2 separate regions of the Homo sapiens genome follow, and region 1 is linked to region 2. The links are chromatin contacts, found by Hi-C or POLR2A ChIA-PET in ENCODE. All regions are on one chromosome and are shown on one strand. Each heading gives the region's core, a stretch centred on a gene start or an enhancer-like site at or near the end of the contact. The rest is flanking DNA. Distances are from core to core; before and after follow the strand shown.

Evidence for each region. Hi-C counts contacts between places; a loop is a spot of excess contacts on that map. ChIA-PET counts read pairs that join two places held with the same protein, here RNA polymerase II (POLR2A). Pooled maps may share reads with other maps.
Region 1: a loop to region 2 is called in a map of left ventricle myocardium inferior, with 1.9 times the contacts of the local background. The contact joins two enhancer-like sites. A Hi-C loop is called at or near these places in 28 of 168 maps with a recorded cell type or tissue (A673, CD14-positive monocyte, HCT116 and 19 more) and 24 of 50 pooled maps. POLR2A ChIA-PET finds 5 or more read pairs at or near these places in 9 of 52 experiments (A549, A673, AG04450 and 6 more).

What each region holds. Positions count from the first base shown.
Region 1 is chr9:134,417,440-134,420,857 of GRCh38, reverse strand. The region is part of intron 5 of RXRA (retinoid X receptor alpha); the gene reads right to left. Among named protein-coding and RNA genes, the nearest start is that of MIR4669, 40 kb to the right of the region's middle. Within about 2 kb of position 1,902, at least 6 of the 41 ENCODE cell types and tissues checked have a DNase peak (open chromatin) inside an H3K27ac peak, as active enhancers do; they include gastrocnemius medialis, left ventricle myocardium inferior and psoas muscle, where a contact is called at or near this core.
Region 2 is chr9:134,364,872-134,368,281 of GRCh38, reverse strand. The region is part of intron 1 of RXRA (retinoid X receptor alpha); the gene reads right to left. Among named protein-coding and RNA genes, the nearest start is that of MIR4669, 13 kb to the left of the region's middle. Within about 2 kb of position 1,966, at least 28 of the 41 ENCODE cell types and tissues checked have a DNase peak (open chromatin) inside an H3K27ac peak, as active enhancers do; they include gastrocnemius medialis, left ventricle myocardium inferior and psoas muscle, where a contact is called at or near this core.

The DNA.
Region 1 (3,418 bases), core at 653-3,152, 53 kb before region 2:
TCACAGATGAGGGGACCCAGGCAGCCTTGAACAGGGCAGGAGGGGAGGCCCCTCCTCAGCTCCTGGCAGGTGGGGCTTGGGTCACGGACCTTCTGTGTCCTGAGCAATGGGAACTCAGATGACGGCCCCCTCAGTGGTGCCGCTGCAGGAATAACGACTGTGAATAGGATTCGGGGATCCCTCACTTCAGGGCATCTGCCAAGGAGAAAAATGCCTCCCTTTGAAGAGCTTCCACCAACAGCAACCATCTGCTCATCAGAGACGTGCAGCCTAAACGCAGCGCCCGGCGGGAAAGGCCTCTGAGGGCGGAGTGAGAAGGCCCCCGAGGAATGGCACAGAGACTCGCCAGGACCCTCGGAAGAGGGCAGGGCAGCCCTTGGGGGCCCGAGCCAGAAGGGGTATACACAGGGGTGGGATCCCTCGGCTGAGTGGGGTTGACCACAGTCTACACAGACTCACTCATTCCTCCACAAACCTTCCATCAGCAGCAGCCACAGCCCCCAGCACTCACAGGGCTCCCGGATCTGTGCACAGCGCCCCCCAGGCCTGCCACAGCCAGGCTGGCTTCTTAGCCTCAGCCTCTCCTTCTGTCACGCTGGGGGCTGAAAGGGGCCCATCCTTCTCGCCTGCCCATCGGCTGCAGGGTATCCCTGAGAAAGGATGAAGCAGGCCTGGCAGGGGCGGGGGGATATGGGAACCAGCCCCGAGCACCGTGTCTGCAGCAGTGGCTCTGCTGGGGATCCTTGTACCCAGGAACTTCCCAGCCACTAGCCGGCCACTCTCGGAAGCCAAGACGGGGCCCAGAGCAGGCCCAGGTGACAGGCTGGTGCCATGGGTAGGAAGGAGAGCCTCAAGCCCTCCTGGGCTGGCTGGGACCTCTGCAGGAGTGGGCACACGGGTCACCATCTGTCATGTGCCTGCAGTGTGCACAGCCGGCCACAGGGAGCAGAATGTGGCAGGCTGGAGAGCCAGGAGGCCGGAGCGGAGGAGGAGGCACACTCCCGGCAGGTGTGAGGCTCTCGCTCCAGTACCAGCAGGGCTAGGCCTGGAGGGGGTCCCCTAGGTAGGGAGGGATAGTGCAGGATCCTGGCTCCACCTCCCTGTGTGGCCTGGGGAAAGGATTAACCTCTGTGAGCCTCCCATTCTCGCCTGGAGATCCAACGTGCCTCATGTAACAGTAGGCGTGTGATGGGCTCTACTCCTGCCTAGAAGTGTCCACAGGACCCGCCCAGGCCCTGCCCCGCGCTGGGGAGAAACCAGGCACCAGGACCGTGACGCTGGGCAGGTCGCCCCCTCTCTGGACCTCAGTTTGCCCATCTGAGAGAAGGGGCCCAGTGAGCGGTTCTGGAAGTTGGACCCAGGCCAGTCCACAGAGGAGCGTTCAGTGTGAGATGAGACAGAGCAGGGAGTGAGCGGGCACAGAGAGACCCCCTCCCCGTGGAAGACGTGTCCTTTATCCCCAGCGAGCCCTGCCTGCCTCTGTGGTTCTAAACTCCCTGAACTTTCAGGCAGTGGCGGAGACAGCAGATGGCAGATTCCCCCCCAAATAATGTCCTTCACGAAATAAAAACTTGGCAGCCCTTTGTGCATCTGCCAAACTTGCTTTTGGATTTTCTGCTGGATCATGAAACCCTCACAGCCACCCTCCCTCCCCTGCCCTCCGCGAGGCTGGTGAGGCGGGAGCAGGGCAGGGCATGCGTGCAGACCAGCCAGGGCTGGGGGTGGGTCTGTGCCTGTCACTCAAGGGGAGGGTTTCTCCGGAAAGAACGGTGCCTGCTGTCGGGGTCCCATTCATCTTCCCCCAAGCTGGGCAGCCCCAGCCCCCAGCCAGAGTAGAGGTCTGAGCAGAGCCGGGGACGTGGGGGCACCAGGTTGTCCTATCCAGAAAGGGCAGGGAAGCAGGGTGGCCCTGACCCAGCCACGGGGCCTCAGACAAGAGCAGACCCCCACCCTCAGACAGGCAGAGGCAGTGGGGATGCCGGCCTTGTGTGAGTGCCAACGAGCAGGGTGGGGTCGCTGTCCTTGACCGAAGCTGGTGGTGAGGAGCAGCACAGCCATCACCAGCAGCCTCGTGGGGGCAGAAATTAACCCACCACACACCTTACCCTGTGAACACACCTCACCCTGTGGTGGCCAGTGCCAGGGGCCACAGAGAAAAGATCAGGTGCTCTCAGCCCACATCACAGGGGCAGTCCCCACCCTGGCAGGGGCACAGATGAAGGCCGGAGGTACCTCAGCTGAGACCAAAGCCTGGGGAAGAGCCAGAGGGCCCAGTTCCAGGCCACGTGAGCTGCAAGCACGAAGGCCCTGGGGGGTGGGGAGACAGTGACCTGCAGGGCGCACCCAGCACGGAGGGCAGGCTGGTGTGCCTGGGCCCACAGAGGGACAGAGGTTGGGGCAACCTCATGGTCGGCCTGTATAAGGTCTTCGGTGGCCACAGGGCTCTGGTCCCAGCCCCAAACCCACACGGAGACACAGATGAAGACTGGACACCATGGTGACCATGGCAAAAGACACATGGGCCCTGAGGGCCAGCTGGACCCAGGTCCCCAGCAGCAGGAAGCTTACTGCACAGTCCTGAACCTTCACACGGGTGGCCAGGAGCTCACCTGCCCAACCCCGGGCACAGCTGGAGCCACCCCCTCAGTGGGGCCTGGGACAGGTGGGGTCTCCCAGCCAGACAAGCTCACCAGGGAGCAATGGTTCCCGAGCAGCACAGGTTCCTAGGCCTTAGGGTAGGGTAGGAGGGGCTCAGAACGCCCCTGTGCTGCCCTCCCTGGCAAGGCCACAGCCAGAAGCAAAGATGCCACAGGGAGCGAGCCAGTAACAGGGAGGGTCCAAGGAGAGGAGGGCGAGGCCAGGGGGTCTTGAATCCAACACCTCCAGGACCAGCTGGAGCCAGCCCAGGAGAAGAGCCCGGGACCAGGGCTGCGGCCCACCCAATCCTCCTCCCCTTGAGGCTGTTGGGGTGGGAGGGGGCAGGAGGGTCAGCATGGGGGTGACCAGCTGGGGGGCTGCAGAGCTGCTTCCTGTATCAACAGCAGCCACCGCGACTGCCGGGCACCTGCCCAGGGCCACACGGCTGCTGGCAGAGCCAGCCCTGGAACCAACCTGCAGAGCCTCTTGCTGGGGGCTCGGCCTCCTCCCATACCTTTTCCAAGTGGCACCGGGGAGCAGGGACAGCCTCTGCACCGAGACAGGCCAAACTCCGAGGGGACACGGCGGCTGAGGCCCCAGCAGAGGTGGCCGAGGATGATGATGTGGCCGCAGGGCCCCAGGCCCCGGGCCCCTGGCCCCTGGCCCCTGCCCCATGGGCTACTCGTGCATGGGCCAGGAGAGGAGAGTGCCGCCCAGCTGGGGCGAGGGGCCCACGGGGTCACCTCAGGTAAGAGGCCGAGCTGAGGCAGCCACAGGGCCC
Region 2 (3,410 bases), core at 717-3,216:
CCTGGCTGTGCCTGTCAAGGCCAGCTGACCATCAGCAGAGCCCTGGGGACACAGGGCACTGTGGGAGCCACAGCCAGGCACTGACCATCCATCGGGGAGCAGCCTGGCCTCCCTCCCCTACAGAGGGCTCTCCAGAGACACAGGTGCATGGCAGGGAGTCCCGGGGGGAGGGGGTTGAGGAGACCCTAGCCCCAGGCCCGCTGCCGCAGGCTCCTGGCCCTGCAAGCTGGCACCTCCAGAGCGGAGAGCATGCGCGAGCTGTGGTGTTTAATAACAAATTACTCTGAGCAGGCAGGGAGCGGCTTATCGGCCGAGCATCTCCGGCAAGGCCGATACCATCAGCTGCTGTCAGGCAGCTCTGGGAACTATTAGCTTAATTAGCAGTTCCTGCAGGGTCAGCACAAAACTGCTGGCTGAGCCGGGGCCCAGGAACCAGTTTCGGCTGCCAGAGACAGGCTGGGCAGGCCCTCAGGTGTGGGAGAGGAACCCCAAGGACCCAGAAGGGGCCACAAGACACCCCGGCACCCCCCACCCGAGGGGGAGCTGCAGGTGCTAAGGAGGCTCTGTGCCCCTTGGGGGACCATGGTGCCCCACACACCCCCTGCACAGGCAGGCAAGTTGAGGCCCCCACAAAGGGAAGCCCACCCCACACTCCCCAGCCGGCGAGGGTCACCGCACTGCACCGACAGCTTGGCCGAGGGGCCAGGAGCCGGGGGTTTCACATCCTGTCTCCAAGTGCTGGCTCCTCGACCACTGAACCTCAGTTTCCCATCTGTAAAGTGGGATCTCCACGGTAAGGGCACACAGCGGGCCCTGGCACGTCGTCCCTGCATGTGGGGACGCAAGAGAAACCCAAGGCAGACTCAGTGTCCTTCTCTTCCCACAGAGAGTGGAAGGGTGGGCTCCGGGGAGCAAGGCTGGGTCTCCCCGGACAGGGTCACCACCCTCCCCCCCACCGCAGACTCAGTCCCTGCCCAGCGCAGCACCTAGACTGCTGTGAAGATGGAGGGAGATCACAAACGCCAGACCAGGCAGATCCACAAAGAAGGCAGGCAGGGGAGTGGCTGGTGGGGTCAGGCGGGGCACTGCAGCAGCTCCAGCGGGCACGGGGCTTCTTTTGGGGGGTTGGTGGAAGTGCTTCGAAATTCTAAAGCTGGCTGTGGTGGTGGCTGTGCAAGTGTGTGGATGAAAACCCACTGAACTGCACGCCTTAAAAAGATGACTGTTACGGGAGGTGACCCGTATCTCAACCAATTAACCAATCGGATAATAAGCCTGGTGCTGGGCAAAGGCTGAGAGTGGCACGCAGGGCAGGGGTGGGGATGTGCAGGCCCGGGAACCACCAGCCCCTTCTCCCAGCAGGAGCCTGAGGGACATCTCCGACTCAGCCTGCCTGGCGCCTTTCCACCACGTTCCGACTGGGATGTGTCCCCGACTCCTGTGTCTTTGCTCACACTAATCCTTGTCCCCAGGCATCTGTGGACCTTAGGGTGGCCTACGTGAAACATGGGGGGTGCCAGGCTTCCTTTTCCGTGGAGAGTCTATGGCTTTTCTGACCAACACTGTCCCCGGGGTTCAGCTTCTGAGGCAGGAAGATCAGGCTGGCGGGAGCTGATTTCTCCAGCCCCACCCAGCTCCTCACGAGGAGGCCAAAGCCCACTAGTGGAGGGGCCCTTCCTCCCTGCCCCAGCCCTGGCTGGGCCCTGTGGTGCTGTCCCCAGGCCAGCACCCGGGGGACCTGGAGGCCCATGGCACGGGGTGGCTGCTGGGGAGGGGGACTCCCGCCAGGAGCTCGCCGTGGCCAGGCCACTCTGCCACCGACACCGCTGTGTAATGAGTTGCAGATGCGCTGGTGTAAGAGACTGGAGCAGCCCCGCCCTGCAGAGGAAGCTGGGAACCGTCTGAGATCACGTGCAATTCTGGAGCCTGTGCCAAGGCCTGCTGGACCTGCTGGCAGGGCAGGCATGGGGGGGGTGGGCAGAGGGAGAGGCTGTGGCACTCCTCCTGGGCACACATGGGAGACCACCCAGCGGGCACCTGTGCTGAAGACACCCTCCCTGGCCCCACACACAGCCCAGAACATGCCACACGGAGCCACCAGAGGCTCTGCCGCCTCCCACTGGGGCCCTGGTGCCTCTGAGCCTTGGCTTCTCATCTGTACCCAGGGACAGCACCGCTCCCAGGTTGTTACTGAGGCACGAGAGATGCTGAAGATGCCAAGCCCCACCTCCCAAAAAGGGAGGGGTGGAGGCAGGGGTGGAGGCAGCCGCCAGATGATCCCCGCGGCTCCTGCAAAGACAGGCGGCTCCTAGGGGTCGCTCAGCGGACGCCTGACTGGAGGCAGCCACAACTGTGCTGAGCGTCTGTGTGCACCTCCCCGACGGCCAATCCCAGCCCAGGAACCCTCCCCAAGACAGGCCTGAGCCTAGCAGTAGGAATGGTGGCATGGGCAAGCCACCAGAGGGTAATGGGAGGGTCCTTCTGGGCTGGCCCTCCCTTCCCCTGGGGCACCTCACCCACCGACAGCTGGCCCCACCGAGACCCACCGAGACTCTGCCGGGCCCCTCAGGGCTACATCTGGCCTAGAGTTAACAGCCACCAAGAACAGACCTGAAACTCATCCCCACTGTCCCCGCCCAGTCCCAGGCCTGCTGAGGGACAGCCCAGGACCCCAGAAAAGCCACAGAAACCACTGGACAAGCAGATCACCCCCTACCACCCAGGCCCCAGTGCAGCCCCAGCCTGGTCCACACAGCCATGGCCACAGCCAGAGACAGGAGGCAGGGGCAGCGGCCTGGTCCACCCCATGAGCAAACCCACACATCAGCCAAGAACACCGGGTCTCACACCAGGACACACCACGAGCGTTACCCGCCAAATCCCACCTGGGCCAGGCAACGTGGACCCCGCTCCCTGAGCTCACCAGAGACCCAAGGCCGCCTGGTCACTCACCCAGGGACGCGCTGCCCCACCACGAGGGGCGAGGGCTTTCAGCTCGAGCGCCTGCAGGCTGGGGCTGTGATCCTCAACCTCTATCTCCTCATCCGTAAGACAGGGGCCCTCAAGAGAACTCCGGGAGATGGCCCACGAGGGGCTTTCCCGGGCCCAGCGTGCCATCAGCCCTCCAGCAACAGCCGCCTCTGTGGTGGCCCCGGAGCCATTGGCTCACCCCGCCCCCTCCTGCCAGCACCAGACCCCACCTTGGGAAACGCTCTCCCCAGAAGCTGTGGGCCTGCCCCATCCCCCAGCTGGGCAACCGGGACAGGGCACACCCCTCTCTAGCATCAGCCTCCTCATAAGTAAGAGGGCAGGTAAGCAGAAGGGGAGGGACCCACATGAGGCCTCATCTATGTAACATTCAAAGCCAGGGCCACGAGCTAGGGGCCGAGAGGCCAGCCCCAGCCTGGGAT